Regions from separate parts of the Homo sapiens genome. Here region 2 is linked to region 1. A link is a loop called in an ENCODE intact Hi-C map of the cell type or tissue named here. Cell type or tissue: MCF 10A. All regions are shown on one strand. Each heading gives the region's core, and the rest is flanking DNA. Links, peaks and the distances in the headings are about the cores only.

What was found. Hi-C counts contacts between places; a loop is a spot of excess contacts. Peaks named below come from ENCODE experiments on the same cell type or tissue, not always from the same donor. Only the 100,000 strongest peaks of a DNase experiment are listed, where the experiment ranks them.
Region 2: a loop joins it to region 1, with 13 times the contacts of the local background. A loop is called at or near these places in 33 of 110 quality-filtered maps.

What each region holds. Positions count from the first base shown.
Region 1 is chr4:139,095,667-139,104,005 of GRCh38, reverse strand. The region is part of intron 4 of ELF2 (E74 like ETS transcription factor 2); the gene reads left to right. It also overlaps the pseudogene RN7SL382P. Among named protein-coding and RNA genes, the nearest start is that of ELF2, 77 kb to the left of the region's middle. RefSeq lists silencers at 4,338-4,397, 4,277-4,571. In MCF 10A, for the core only: a CTCF peak has its summit at 4,417 (motif pointing left); a DNase peak (open chromatin) is centred at 4,435.
Region 2 is chr4:139,224,545-139,232,883 of GRCh38, reverse strand. All of the region lies in intron 2 of LOC105379412 (a long non-coding RNA gene), which reads right to left. It also overlaps the pseudogene RNU6-506P. Among named protein-coding and RNA genes, the nearest start is that of ELF2, 51 kb to the right of the region's middle. In MCF 10A, for the core only: CTCF peaks have their summits at 3,229 (motif pointing left) and 4,928; a DNase peak (open chromatin) is centred at 3,233.

The sequences.
Region 1 (8,339 bases), core at 104-8,103:
AAGGGAATGAGCAATTACTTTTTTTATTTAACTAAAATACTTTTCATATGTTTTATATTAAACTGGGTGGTGATAATATGCAATTATTTTTCAGGACTTAAGAATATCTTTAAACAATTATTTGTTAGTGAGTAGAAAAGCAAACTCTTTGTCTCACTATGCTCTCAACAGTTAACACAGAAGACCTCTGGGACATCTGATTACCATGAAGTGTGTGGGATTTCTCCCGACCAATAAACTAGTCAGTCAGTTCTGTAGTGGACACCAGCTGGGTGTCCTCTAATTCAATTCAGTTCTGACACTGTCTACTTGGAGATAGCATCAGATCCTCTGAGAAACACATTTACCAGTTTATCATAAAGGATATTTAAAGGATACAGATGAAGAAATGCATAGGGCGTGAAGTATTGGGGAAGGGTCATGGAGGTCCCATGCCCTTGCTGGGCATGCCACACTCCAGGAACCTCCACATGTTCAGCTATCAGGAAAGTCTCTGAACTCATTCGTTTTGGGTTTTTATGGAAGCTTGATTAAGTAGGCATGATTGATTAAGTCATTGGCTATTGGTGGTTGACTTAACCTTCAGCCCTGTTTCCCGAGGCCCAGAGGTTGGGAGTGGGGCTGAAAGTCCCAACCCTATAATCCTGCCTTGGTCTTTCTGGTGACTAGCCCCCATCCTGAAGATACCTAGGGGCTGCCAGCCATTACTCAATCTTTAGCACACAAAAGAACACTTACTACTTTGGAGATTCCAAGGATTTTAGGACTTGTATGCCAGGAAATGGGGAGCAAGACTAAATATATATATTTCACACATATTTCACAATATCACAGCTAGAACTTGGGAGATTTTCTTATCAGTAGATGAACTTGCAAAAGATCATGAGAAAGTTTTACATCAAAAAGAAAAGGTTAGCCTGGGCAATATGGCAAAACCCCATCTGTACAAAAAATACAAAAATTAGTCGGGCATAGTGGCAGGTGCCTGAAGTCCCAGCCACTTGGAGGCTGAGGTGGGCAGATTGCTTGCACTTGGTAGGTCAAGGCTGCAGTGAGCTGTGATCCTGACACTGCATTCTGACAGAGCGAGACCCTGTCTCAGGGGGGAAAAAAAAAAACATTTATGTCTCCGATCTAGTTAGCAAAAAGATACTTCTTTTTTTTGGAGATGGAGTCTTGCTCTGTCGCCCAGGCTGGAGTGCAGTGGCATGATCTCAGCTCACTGCAACCTCCGCCTCCTGGGTTCAAGCAATTCTGCTGCCTCAGCCTCCCGAGTAGCTGGGATTACAGGTGCCCGCCACCACGCCTGGCTAATTTTTTTATTTTTAGTAGAGATGGGGTTTCACCATCTCGGCCAGGCTGGTCTAAAACTCCTGACCTCAGATGATCCGCTTGCCTCAGCCTCCCAAAGTGCTGGGAATTCTGGCGTGAGCCAGCATGCCCGGCCGATACTTCCTTTTTTTTTTGAGACGGAGTCTCCCTCTGTCTCCCAGGCTGGAGTGCAGTGGTGCTATCTCCGCTCACTGCAACCTCCGCCTCCTGGGTTCAAACAATTCTCCTGCCTCAGCCTCCCGAGTAGCTGGGACTACAGGCGCCCGCCACCACCCACCACGCCCGGCTAATTTTTTGTATTTTTTTTTTTTTTTTCGTAGAGACCGGGTTTCACTGTGTTAGCCAGGATGGTCTCGATGTCTTGACCTCGTGATCCACCCACCTCGGCCTCCCAAAGTGCTGGGATGACAGGCGTGAGCCACTGCGCCCGGCCCTGATACTTCTTATATATGGTGTTTGACAAGTCTTTCAGGAAAATCTGAATTTTTTTCCCCATATGACCTTTTTTCTGATGTGTAATAGTTGGAAAATAAAGGCAGGATTTAGAATAATTACTGAGAATGAAAAACTTCTTTTGAAGAGGAAACCAAGAACTTGGTTCAAGAGGAGAAAGAAATTAAAAGGTGGTAATTTCTTTTTGAGACATTTACTTTCTTGAATAAACTTGACATCCCCCCCTTTTTTTTTTTTATCTTTTTCTTTAGGGACATTGGTCTATAGTTAGTATCTAGGTTTACAACATTAAGCTTTTTTCATTTTGTTTGGAAAAACAAGGCTGGCAGAATTACATTTGTTTTTAATTCCATTGCTAATATTACATACTTAGGAGGCTATCAGGTGCAAGTTATTTACTTGAGACAAGAAGCACTGATTATTTTGGCTAGGCTTCATCTGAAGGCCTATGTTCTGGGAAGGGAGGCCTCCATAAAAAAGGAAGAACCTTTAGTGACCTTTATCCTTGGGAATAAAAGTAAAGATCAGAAGCCAGTGCATTCAGTTTACCGTCTTACAAAAGGAGTCAAGTATTGTATAGGTCAGAGACCACTATTGTAAGATCATATAAATCCTGTGTCTAATTTTGTTATCCTCTGTTTCTCCATAATAATTAGTACCAAGCACTTTACAAAAAGAATCCCCATATATTTGTTTTTGGAGGCCACAAGAAATGGGAAGGGCTAATGAGAGACTGCAGTTAATTCTGCAGCTAGTCTTAGGGAAAACAGAACTCCAAAAAATAGAAGAGCTGAAAGGAGAAGAAAGCAGACTGAATTCTTGTGCTTATCAAAGGAAGAACAAAAGAATAAGGAGTTGTCCTGGATCTGAGACCATTAGTGGGGTTACCTGAGATGACCTGTGATGTGTGTGGCACTGTGTTTTTTTTATGTGAACTAGAGCAAGAAATTAGATATGGCCCCTCCTGTAAAGAAACTCACTCATTTGTGGGGAAAATATATAAGGAAACAACTCTTCATAACCTAAGGTTTAATAATATTAGTGTTATAATAGTGAAGGAGACAGATCTTAGCTATTCTGATGGGAAGTTTACATTTTAGTTGAGTTTGGGAGGATAAATAAAATTTCATTGGGAAGAAAAGAATTTTCTAGTTGAGAAGTCATTTATTTATACCTTTTCCTACCTTCTCCCAGTCCATTACCAAATCATGTTAATTTTGCCTCCAAAGTATATCTCGAGTCTTCCTATCTTCATTGCTACTAGGCTAGTTCACTCTGTAGTTTTTTTACATGAGCTATGTTGATGGCCTTTGGCCTTCTAATCAGCCTGTTTTCATTATTGCCTCCTCCTCCTACCCCCAGCAATCTATGCTCACCATAGTAGCCAAAGTGATTTAAAATATAAATTTGTAAGTGGAATAGTGATACTCCCTCCCTAAAATCTTTCAGTGGATTCTAATTGCACTTAAGATAAAATTCAGAGTATTTTTAAATTGTTTTCACTTAATTTTTATTTTTTTTCTGTATTTCAATGGATGCAGTTAAAAAAATGTTTTTTTTAAAGAGTTATGGTCTTGTTATGATGCCCAAGCTGGAGTACAGTGGTTATGCACAGGTGCAGTCCCACTACTCATCAGGACAGGAGTTTTGACTTGCTCTGTTTCCAGGCTGGTCTGGTTCACCTCTCCTTAGGCAACCTTGTGGTCCCTCACGTTTATGCCGAACTTAGTGCAGATACCCAATTGACTTAGTGCACTATAGCCCAGCATTTCTGGACTCAGGCGATCCTTCTGCCTCAGCCTCCCAAGTAGTTGGGATCACGGGCATGTGCTGCTGCGCCTGGCAGGAGTTTTTAATATGGTCTTTAAGACACTGAATAATTTGGCTTCTCACATTCATCTAGAAACAATAACAATAATAGCAACCCCCCAAAAAGGAAAAAAAAAGACAGCTCTAACATTTAAAGTTTCTTTACTATGTTGCCAGGAATTGTTTTTAGGGTTTTACATATTAACATTACATATTTCACACTCTCAACCCTAGGCCGAATAACTTTTCCAAGGCTAGATAGCTATTTAAGTGGTGGAAGCAAGGATTTAACCCAGAGCCCAAGCTCAAGCATTGTACTCTGATGCATTATATAATATCCCTTCCCCTCACAATACAAATTATTGTAATCACAGTGCTCCTTTCATCCTTCCATTAATCCAAACTCTTGACCTCCACAGGGTGTTCACGCATGCCATTTTCTGTCTGGAGTAGATTATTTTCTAGTTTTCAATTTCTAACTCCTGGTTGTCCTTTAGATTATAGTTTAAATGTCACTTTCTCACAGAGAAAGAGGCCTTGGCTGATATTCTTAAATCTCAATTAGGACTGTTCTGTTATTTTTTATCATAGCCCTCCATTATTTAATGTGTTTTGTTTTTAGCACCTACAACTTGTCATGCATTCAGTTCCCACCATTAGGTAGTAAATACCTTCCAAGAAGTTCAAATCACATAAAATCTGGCATTAATGTGAGGTTAATGAAATGGCCTGGGTCAGTCTGGGTATAGGAGGAAGAGGTGTGTGTATGAAATGGGTTCCAGAATTCAGACTAAGGTATCCAAAATCAGTCTAAGGTCCAGCTGTGGTTTGGTGCCACCTGGTGGTAGTTGTGTACTTCTGTGACTGCTTTTTGAGGATAGGATGGAAGACGGGAGCCAATTATCAGTTGACTTACCTGAATTCATGTATTTAGGAAGTTTTACTTGACTATATTTATATTTGTGCTCGTTTGCTTAATGTTTCCACACTGTGCTCCATAAAGTCAGAGACTGTATCCATTGTGCTTACTGGAATTGCTCAGGGCCAGGAACCCAGTAGGTTTTCAATAAAATATTTGTTTATTAATGAGAACACATCATGAACCAGAAAGGATTGCCAAGAACTTTGTATTTTATTTAGACACTGCCCGTCAATGTAGTTTACTGCTCGTTAGTGTAGTTTAACTAGAGTTTAGGCTATATAGACAGGTATGGTTGAGAGATAAGGCTAGACAGGTAAAGGTACAGTGGGACCAGATTGTGATGGCCCTTGAATAAAATAGTGAGGAACTGTATGAAACATTATTTGGAAAAGATGAGAAGTGAAAAGAGGGACATTTATTTTAAACATCCAGAACATAGAAGACGTAGCTTTCAAAATACTAACTTTGGGATAGGTTAGGGAATAAACTAAACTTGACCAATTTAACAAAAGGCAACAAAGGAGAATAAAATGATGGAATAGAAATAATAAATCAAGATAGTAGAAGTAAGTACAAAATATATCAGAAATTATATTAAAGTTATCTATTGTGATCACAAGACAAGAACCTGTGTTATTTATAATAGATGCATAAAGCAAAATTAAATGAATGGAAACAGCTAATATATAACAGATAAACCAAAATTAAGTTTTAAAAATATCGGCCGGGCACGGTGGCTCATGCCTGTAATCCCAGCACTTTGGGAGGCCGAGGCGGGTGGATCACGAGGTCAGGAGTTCAAGAGCAGCCTGGCCAAGATGGTGAAACCCCATCTCTACCAAAAATACAAAAAATTAGCCGGGCGCGGTGGCAGGCGCCTGTAGTCCCAGCTACTCAGGAGGCTGAGGAAGGAGAATCATTTGAACCTGGAGGGTGGAGGTTGCAGTGAGCCGAGATCGTGCCACTGCACTCCAGCCTGGGTGACAGAGTGAAGCTCTGTCTCAAAAAAAAAAAAAAAAAGTTTTAAAAATAGAGAAATCTGTTTACCAGAAAAGTACTAATCAAAGGGAGCTGGTATAATAAAATAGAATTTAGGGTGAACATTTTTCATTGGGACAGAGAGATACTCTTTATACTGCTAAAAGGAACAATCTAGAAAACAAAATCATCATAAACTTACATGCATCTAGCAACACAGCCTTGAAATACCACTTAAAACAAAAATTTTTAGGAAAACTAGACATATCTACAAAATAGTGGGACATCTTTGTCAAAGTGTAAAAAAGCATATATGAAATTAAAAATAGTATCAAAGAATTCAACTACAAAGGGCTTAACAAACTTCGTAAATTGGAGATATATAGGACATTGTACCTAACCTAATAGAAACTTAAACATTTTTTAGTTATGTATGTCAGTTTTTAACCATGTTCCATAGAGGAATGTTAACAATGTCTAGAAAATCAGTGTCATACAAAATACGTTATTTCAGCCAGGCATGGCAGCTCATGCCGGTAATCCTAGTGCTTTGGGAGGCTGAGGCAGGAGGATCACTTGAAGCCAGGCAAGACCATATAGTGAGACTCTGTCTCTGCAAAAAATAAATTAGCTGGGCATGGTGGCACTCACCTATAGGCCACATTGTACTCCAGCCTGGGTGACAGCTAGACCTTCTCTCTAAAAAGAAAATCAAACAAAATATTTTGTCATGATGTAAGAATATTAGAAAACAATGAAAAAGACAATCAAAATAATAATATTGGAAACTAAAAATTAGTGGATCAAAAAAGAAATGAAAATGTTAAAATACTTATAGCTAAATAACATTGAAAGCATTGCATATTTTTTTTTCTTTACTTTTTTTTTTTTTTTTGAGACAGAGTCTTGCTCCGTCACCCAGGCTGGAGTGCAGTGGCATGATCTTGGCTCATTGAAACCTCTGCCTTCTGGGTTCAAGTGATTCTCCTGCCTCAGCCTCCCGAGTAGCTGGGATTACGGGCATATGCTACCATACCCGGCTAATTTTTGTATTTTTAGTAGAGACGGGGTTTCACCCATATTTGCCAGGCTGGTCTTAAACTCCTGACCTCAAGTGATCTGCCCGCCTTGGCCTCCCAAAGTGCCACCGCGTCTGGCCGAAAATATTGCACATTAAAACTTGGAATGTAGCTGGGTGTGGGTGCACACCTGTAATCCCACTTGGGAGGCTGAGATGGGAGAACCACCTGAGCCCGGGAGTTCAAGGCTGCAGTGAGCCATGATTGTGCCACTGTACTCTCCAGCCTCTGCGACAGAGGCTACAAACAAACAAAAAAACCAAAAACTTGGAATTTCGCTTAAGCAGAACTCACTATGAAATATAATAGCTTTGAATGTATTTACTGGAAAATAAGAAAGATTGATATAATGAGCATATACCTAAATCTACATGTTAATATAGGACCAACAGAATAAATCCAAGTAAAGTAGAGGTAAGTTAAAAATAAAGATGAAAGTCAATAAATAGAAAATAAAACAGTACTAGATTATTAATAAAACCAGAAACTAATAAAATGGAAGAACCTCTGTAAAGACAGATTAAAGAAAAATGAGCACTCTGAAGAACAAAAATATGGCCAACGGAATAAAAAGTTTAAAAACCATGAAAGAATACTATGAAAAACCTGTTGCCAAGGAATTTAAAAACCTGTGAAAGGATAATGTTAAAATTTTATAGTTTAGGCCAAGCACTGTTGCTTACACCTGTAATCCTAGCACTTTGGGAGGCTGAGGTGGGCAGATTGCTTGAGTCCAGGAGTTCGAGACCAGCCTGCAACATGGTGAGACCTCCTGGCTACAAAGAATTAAAAAAAAAAAAAAAAAAAGCTTGGTATGGTGGTGTACACCTGTAGTCTCAGCCACCCAGGAAGCTGAGGCAGGAGAATCGCTTGAACCTGGGAGGTGGAGGTTGCAGTGAGTCGAGATCACACCACTACACTAGAGCCTAGGCAGAGTGAGAGCCTGTCTCAAAAAACAAAACTAATTTATAAGTGACTCAAGAAGAAATAGAAAGCCCAGACAAATTAATAACCATTCAATTTCTTTAATCTTACATATGCATCTTCCTTATATACACATTTAAATAAAGTCCATTATAACGTGGAAGTATTAAAAAAAAAGTCCATCAGACCCAGATTTATTACTAAAATTTCAGAGGATACATAATGCTTGTCATATATAAACTATCACAAAAGAATAGTAAAAGAGGGAAAGCTTTCCAACTCATTTTATGAAGTTAGTATAACCTTAACCTTGAAACTTATCCAATATAATAACAGAATTTTTTTTTTGGGTCAAACTCATATATGCGCATAGCTACAAATGTTCTTTTTTTGTATGTATGACAGAGTCTTGTTCTGTTGCCCAGGCTGGAGTGCAGTGGCGTGATCTCGGCTCACTGCAACCTCCACCTCCCGGGTTTAAGCGATTCTCCTGCCTCAGCCTCCCGAGTAGCTGGGATTACGGGCATATGCCACCACACCTGGCTAATTTTTGTATTTTTAGTAGAGACGGGGTTTCACTGTTTCTACAGGCGTGTGCCACCGTGCCCAGCTAATTTTTGTACTTCAGTAGAGATGGGGTTTCACCATGTTGGCCAGGCTGATCTTGAACTCCTGACCTCAAGTGATCCACCCGCCTTGGCCTCCCAAAGTGCTGGGATTACAGGCATGAGCCACTGTGCCTGGCCAATCATAGCTACAAATATTCTAAATAAAGAATAGCAAATGAAATCCATCATTGATTTAAAAATACATAATGACTAAATTCATAATAGGAAGGCAAA
Region 2 (8,339 bases), core at 101-8,100, 130 kb before region 1:
GGTCATCCATTCAGATAGCTCCGCCCTTATAGTAAATTTCCTGTTGGGTATTTCACCCCTACTCCACCCCCATTATCATTTTAACTGTCTTATTCCTACCAGGCTCTCTACGGCCGCATTTGTCATCAGATATGTGCTGATGAACTTGAATCTTAAAGATCCCAATTTCTAATCTCATGAATTTTTTTCCCTCCCATCCTATATAAATTTGTAGATGCAAATGAAAATGAGAAAAGAAATACCTGGCTGGGTGCAGTGGCTCACGCCTGCAATCCCAGCACTTTGAGAGGCCCAGGTGGGTGAATCACTTGAGCCCAGGAACTCGAGACCAGCCTGGGCAATATGGCAAAACCCCATCTCTACAAGAAATGCAAAAACTTAACTGGGCGTGTTGGCACGCACCTGTAGTCCCAGCTACTCCAGAAGCTGAGGTGGGAGGATCGCTTGAGCTTGGGAGGTTGAGGCTACAGTGAGCTGTGATCAGACCACTGCACTCCAGCTTGGGCAACAGAGTGAGATCCTGTCTCAGAAAAAAAAAAAAAGAAGAAGGAAAGAAATGCCCTCCAGCTTCACTAGACCACATTCAAGATTAAAGGCCAGTAGATGTTACTTCTTTTTGTTTAAGTGTCTAAACCACAGGTCTTTCTTGAGCTAAAAAAAAAAAAAAAAAAGGTCCTATTGTTGGATGGGCAGGTGGCTCACACCTGTGAGGCCGAGGCTGGGGGATCCCTTTGAGCTCAGGAATTCGAGACCAGCCTGGGCAACATGGTGAAACCCAGTTTCTACTAAAAATACAAAAATTAGCCATGTGTGGTGGTGCATGCCTGTAGTCCCAGCTACTCTGGAGGCTGAGGCACAAGAATCGCTTGAACCTGTGAGGTGCAGGTTGCAGTGAGCTGAGATCTCACCACTGCACTCCAGCCTGGGTGACAGATCAATACTCCCCCTCAAAAACAAACAAAAAAAAGTTCTGTTATCTATGAAATACCATAAATATTGTGCTAAAGTTGACTTTTTAAAAATGATGCAGGCCAGGCGCGGTGGCTCATGCCTGTAATCCCAGCACTTTGGGAGGCCGAGGCAGGCAGATCACGAGGTCAGGAGATCTAGACCATCCTGGCCAACATGGTGAAACCCTGTCTCTACTAAAAATACAAAAAAATTAGCTGGGCCTGGTGGCGTGCGCCTGTAATCCCAGCTACTCAGGAGGCTGAGGCAGGAGAATCGCTTGAACCAGGGAGTCGGAGGTTGTAGTGAGCCGAGATCGCGCCACTGCACTCCAGCCTGGCAACAGAGAGACACTCTGTCTCAAAAATAAAAAACAAAAAATAAATAAAAATGATACAAGGCAAGACTCCGTCTCAAAAAAAATTCAAGGCTGGGTGTGGTAGCTCATGCCTGTAATCCCAATACTTTGGGAGGTCAAGGTAGGCAGATCACTTAAGCCTAAGAGTTCGAGACCAGCCTGGGCAACATAATGAAAACCCGTACAAAAAATACAAAAATTAACTGGGCTTTGTGGTGGGCACCTGTAATCCCAGCTGCTGGGGAGGCTAAGGTGGGAGGATTGCTTGAGCCTGGGAAGTTGAGGCTGCAGTGAGCCATGATTGCGCCACTGCACTCCAGCCTGGGCGACAGAGCGAGACTGTTTCAAACAAAAAAGAAAACAAAAACCTTCAGATGTTTCCTGGCCTTTTATTTTATATTAAACCCATTCAGTTTTTGTTGGAAAAGTAATATATAATCATTTTTAAATTGGCAAATGTACTCACTTCAGCAGCACAAACACTAAAATCGGAATGATACAGAGAAGATTAGCATGAATGACATGCAAATTCGTGAAGCCTTCCGTATTTTCCTGTAGCACTGTAGGATGACTATAGTTAATAGTTATATATTATACAGTTTCAAGTAGCTAGCTGGAGGGTATTGAATGTTCCAACACAAAGAAATCTTAAGTGTTTGAGATGAAATGCTAACTACGCTGATCTGATCGCTATACACATATGTGTCACAACATCACTATGTATCCCGTAAGTATGTAATTATTATGTGTCAATTTAAAAATTTAAAAGTAAAAAAATACATAAAATTGGAAAAGAAAGAAACCTAGAAAGACAAAAAATACAAGCCATATTCTACCATCCAAAGGTAATACTTATAAATGTCATTGCATTTTACACATCTTAACTTCCCATCTATTAAAAATTAGTTTTTATTACATTTTTAAATTTTTCATTATCGTCAAAATAATCATGTAGAAAGACATATAGTATAAAAATTTTCCCAGTTTCCTCCACAGCAGCATTTCTGAGTTAGTCACTGTTATCCCTCTAGACAGTTTTATGTGTCTATTAAACATATTTTCAAACTTTTTGAATAAATAGGTTTTTGTTTGACTCAAAAAATAATACGTTTCTTGTTTTTTTGTGTATTTTTGAGACGGAGTTTTACTCTTGTTGCCCAGGCTGTAGTGCAATGGTGCAATCTCGGCTCACTGCAACCTCTGCCTCCCGGGTTCAAGCAATTCTCCTGCCTCAGCCTCCCAAGTAGCTGGGACTACAGGTGCCCGCCACCACGCCCAGCTAATTTTTTGTATTTTTAGTAGAGACGGGATTTCTCCATGTTGAGGCTGGTCTCGAACTCCTGACCTCAGGTGATCCACCTGCCTCGGCCTCCCAAAGTGCTGGGATTACAGGTGTGAGCCACCATGCCCGGCACATTTCTTGTTTTTTAACAACTTTGTTGAGGCTTATTTTACATATTATATATAATTCACTGTTTCAAGTGTACAATTCAATAATTTTTAGTACATTTATTCTATTTTACATGTGTAGCCATCACCATGTCAGTTTAGAATATTTTCGTCACTCAGTAAGATCCCTCATACACATTTACTGTGAACCCCTGTTCTCTTGAGCCTCTACCCTAGACAATTACTAATCTTTTTTTTGTCTTTATAGATTTGTCTTTTCTGGACATTTCATATAAATGGAATCATACAGTATAGATTTCTTGTCTGCCTTCTTTCCCTCAGCATAATCCATTTATTTCTAAAAAAGAAACTAGAGAAAAATGTTTATGGATGCTTAATAAATTTATCTGAAATGATCTCTCACAAGCAAAAAATACAAAAGAACTTTTATATTCTGGTATAGGGAAAGAACTAAAACCAGTTATCAACTATCGTGAATCTGTGGACGAGATTTAAATTCTTTGACATTCCACTCTTCCCCCTAGTGGCCAGGACAAAAAGAGTACTGTATATTGTGTTTGTTAGAAAGCATCCCAGATTCTCAAGTGCTAAGTGAGAGGTATTTTACACTTGGAGTTTTTATAAGAAAGATATTTCCTTTCTGTTTATTGGAGGCCTTTTTTTTATAAGGCAAATTTGTTGGGAGGCATAATTAATCATTCTCTGTGATTCTTCCCACTGCTGAATCCACCAGCCTCTCCTTAAAGAGGGATTTAGAATAGTGGTTAAGAGCCCGGGTGCGCTGGCTCACGCCTGTAATCCCAGCACTTTGGGAGGCTGAGGTGGGCAGATCACCTGAGGTCGGGAGATCGAGACCAGCCTGACCAACATGGAGAAACCCCATCTCTACTAAAAATACAAAATTAGCCGGGCGTGGTGGTGCATGCCTGTAATCCCAGCTACTCGGTAGGCTGAGGCAGGAGAATTGCTTGAATCTGGGAGGCGGAGGTTGCAGTGAGCCGAGATTGTGCCATTGCACTCCAGCCTAGGCAACAAGAGCGAAACTCTGTCTCAAAAAAAAAAAAAAAAGAAAAAAGAATAGTAGTTAAGAGCTCAAGGTATGGTACCAACTTGCCCACATTCAAATGTTAATTCTATTACTTGCTAGTTACGGGACCTTACTCAGCAGGTATGCCTCTTCTTTTTGTTTTTGGTTTTTTGTTTTTGTCTTTTTTTTTTTTTGAGATAGAGTCTTGCTCTGTTGCCCAGGCTGGAGTGCAGTGGCACTATCTTGGCTCACTGCAACCTCCGCCTCCTGGGTTCAAGAAATACTCCTGCCTCAGCCTCCTGAGTAGCTGGGACTACAGGCGCCGTCCACCACGTCCGGCTAATTTTTGTATTTTTAGTAGACATGGCCTTTCACCATATTGGCCAGGCTGGTCTCGAAGTCCTGACCTTGTGATCCTCCCGCCTCAGCCTCCCAAAGTGCTGGGATTACAGGCATGAGCCACCGCGCCCGGCCTTAAGTGTCTTCTTCTTTTGTAAGATGAGGATGATTATAATAGCTGTTTTATGGGGTTGTTGTGAGCATTAAATACATTAAGATACATGGAACTCCTAGAATAGTACCACTGAAGCATACTGTCATTCAGCAACCTGAGTATTAAAAAAAAAAAAAGTATTTTAAAAACACAAACCAGAATTTGTTTCTGCTTAAAACTAATGTTTTGGCCAGGTGTGGTGGCTGACACTTGTAATCCCAGCACTTTGGGTAGCTGAGGTGGGAGAATCTCTTGAACTCAGGAATTCAAGTCCAGCCTGGACATGCAGTGAGATCACTATACTACAAAAAATAAAAAAATTAACCTGACATGGTGGCACACAACGTTAGTCCCAGCTACATGGTAGGCTAAGGTGGAAGGATTTCTTGAGCCTGGGAGTTTGAGGCTGCAGTGAGCCATGATGGCACCACTGCACTCTAGCCTGGGCAACAGAGCAAGACCCTGTCTCAAAAAATAAAAAACAAAAACTAGGGTTTTGTGTGAGTGGGTTATTCAGATGCTGTGTGTGATGGGTGCTGAAAGACTTTCTACTCAAAAATAGCTCCTTCCTAGGCAACTATTGAAGCTTGACAGTCTGCTTTTCCAGAGCCAGCCCTGTAACCACTGCCTCCCCAATTCTGGAGACAGCCCTCAGCAATAACCTATTTTTACCCACAGGTGGTGTCTGAGATTAATTGGACTGGCAGCCCTGTACTTCCACTACTTCCGCATTCCTGTGCTAGCTTTGGGACCCTAGTACCCACCCTCTAAGTTTCATCCTTCTCATAACCTTCTGTGCTTGCACAGGTTGTATGTCCCTAGACTTTCACTGCAGTGTCTGCTTTAGGCACCAGGATCCTCTACAGGAAGTAGAATCTTTCCTGACTACAAACTTATTGGATGTGGCTATTCATTATATGTTTAAGTTTTGCCACTTTTCTTTCCCTGGGGTTGGACTGAGTCTTCATCACATATAATTGATCTGGGTCCTATTGGAGCTAGACAGACCACCCAATACTGCCATTTACCTAACTCTGAATAACATCTTCCTGCCAGGAGACGCCTGCTGATATGCCCTGCCTGCCAGACTAGAATTCCTTGGGTATTGTGGGGGCTTATGCCCCCTCAATTTAGACATACGTGATTGGGCAAATTCCATGGTGCAGATTTTATTTTGCCACAAAAACATATAATAGGTCTATTTCCTCTCCTAGCCCTGTCCCTCCATAAGTGTTCACACATGGTAAACTGACCAGGAAAGGCTCTAATCCTCCATCCCTTACCCCAAGAGGGCTGCAAGTCAGGTAAGCAGCTCAAGAATTCAAATATGCCGGGTACAGTGGCTCATGCCTGTAATCCCAGCACTTTGGGAGGCCAAGGCAGGTGGATCATGAGGTCAGGAGTTCGAGACCAGCCTGACCAACATGGTGAAACCTCGTCTCTACTAAAAATACAAAAAAAAATTAGCCGGGCATGGTGGCAGGGGCCTGTAGTCCCAGCTACTCGGGAGGCCGAGGCAGGAGAATCACTTGAACCCAGGAGGCGGAGGTTGCAGTGAGCTGAGATCACGCCACTGCACTCCAGCCTGGGTGAAAGCGAGATTCCGTCTCAAAAAAAAAAAAAAAAAATTCAAACATATGCCCACATACTATTTATCTATATATGTGTAAAATGTAAACCAAGTTAACAGACTGTTTAATAAAATCTATCCTCTTTCCATGGAAAATATACCTTCAGAGCAATAAAACTGAAATGTATATAAAGCTGTGGTTTTTCATACAAACAGAAATTGGCAAATTTTTTTTTCTTTTTTGAGACAGAGTTTCGCTCTTGTTGCCCAGGCTGGAGTGCAATGGCATGATCTCAGCTCACTGCAAACTCTGCCTACCGGGTTCAAGCAATTCTGCCTCAGCCTCCCGAGTAGCTGGGATTACAGGCTAATTTTGTATTTTTAGTAGAGATGGGGTTTCTCCATGTTGGCCAGGCTGGTCTTGAAGCCCTGACCTCAAGTGATCTGCCTGCCTTGGCCTCCCAAAGTGCTGGGATTATAGGCGTGAGCCACTGCACCTGGCCAAAATTGGCAAATTATTAGATGACTGAATTTAGTTATTATTGCACATTTGCCATCTAATTGTTATTGTCTGGATAGTCTATTAATAAGTGATATAATGAAGACCATAATAATTCATAAATTTTTATGAATTTATTTCATGAGGTTCATTTCAGCGAATCACCAATTATTTTTTATTATTTTATTTAGAGCCAGGGTCTTGCTCTGTCACCCAAGCTGGAGTGCAGTGGCACAATCATAGCTCACTGACTGTAGCCTCAAACTCCTGTGCTCAAGCAATCCTCCTGCCTCAGCTTGCTGAGAAGCAGAGACTACAGTCAAATGCCAACATACCCAGGTAATTTTTTTTTTTTGAGATGGAATCTCACTCTGTCACCCAGGCTGGAGTGCAGTGGCATGATCTTGGCTCACTGCAACCTCCACCTCCCAAGTTCAAGCGATTCTCCTGCCTCAGCATCTCGAATAGCTGAGATTACAGGCACGTGCCACCACACCCGGCTAATTTTTTATATTTTTAGTAGAGACAGGGTTTCACCATGTTGGCCAGGCTGGTCTCGAACTCCTGACCTTGTGATCCACCAGCCTCGGCCTCCCAAAGTGCTGGGATTACAGGCGTGAGCCACCACGCCCAGCCAATATTTTGTATTTTTTATAGAGATGGGGTCTCTCTGTGTTGCCTAGACAGGTCTTGAACTCCTGGCCTCAAGCAGTCCTCCTGCCTCAGCCTTCCAAGGTGTTAGGATTACAGGCATGAGTCACTGTGCCCAGCCAATTATGTTGTTATAATCAAGATTTTAACAAAATTTGTATGTTAATGATAACCATGATCTAAAAGATTCAAAACTAATGTTGGGCACAGTGGCTCATGCCTGTAATCCCAGCACTTTGGGAGGCTGAGACGGGTGGATCACCTGAGGTCAGGAGATCGAGACCAGCCTGGCCAATGTGGTGAAACTCCATTTCTACTAAAAATACAAAAATAAGCCAGGCATGGTGGCGGGCTCCTGTAATCCCAGCTACTCGGGAGGCTGAGGCATGAGAATCACTTGAACCCGAGAGGCAGAGGTTGCAGTGAGCCAAGATCGTGCCACTGTACTCTACCCTGGGCGACAGAGCAAGACCCTGTTTCTAAAAAAAAGAAAAAAAAAAGATTCAAAATAAAATGTAACTGCATTCAAAGTATACAAAATTTGAGTACATTTGAATCAACAATTATAAATTAAATATACAAATACAGCTTGAGGTTGAGTGCATTTGGGTACAGGCAATCTCACACCTGTAATCACAGCACTTTGGGAGGATGAGGCGGGATGATCACTTGAGCCCAGGAATGATATAATAAAGATAATAATAATTCATATATTTTGTATATTTGTTTTCTGGTGTTCATTTGAGCAAATCATCAATTATTTATTATCATTATTGTTGTTGTTTTAGAGTCAGAGTCTTGATCTGTCACTCAGGCTGGAGTGCAGTGGCACAATCATAGCTCATTGCACCCTCAAACTCCAGGGCTCAAGCAATCCTCCTACCTCAGCCTCTAGAGTGCCAGAGACTATGGTCCATGCACTAGGCCCAGCTAATATTTTGTATTATTGTGTTCAATATCTATTTTCCCATATAAAAAATTGATGTCAGGCCAGGCATGGTGGCGTGCACCTATAGTCTCAGCTACTTGGTAGGCTGAAGACGGAGGATCACTTGAGGCCAGGAATTTGAGGCTGTAGTGCATTATTATGATTGCACTTGTGAATAGTCACTGCATTCCAGGCTGGGCAATATAGCAAGACCTCATCTCTAAAAAGATTTTTTTTAATTGTTGTCATGGTTAATATTGTATCTAAACCTATGCAATAGCTGGCTACGATGGTTAACACTGAGTGTCAACTTGATTGGATTGAAGGATGCAGAGTATTGCTTCTGGGTGTGTCTGTAAGGGTGTTGCCAAAGGAGATTAACATTGAGTCAGTGGACTGGGAGAGGCGGACCCTCCCTCAATCTGGGTGGGCACCATCTAATCAGCTGCCAGCAC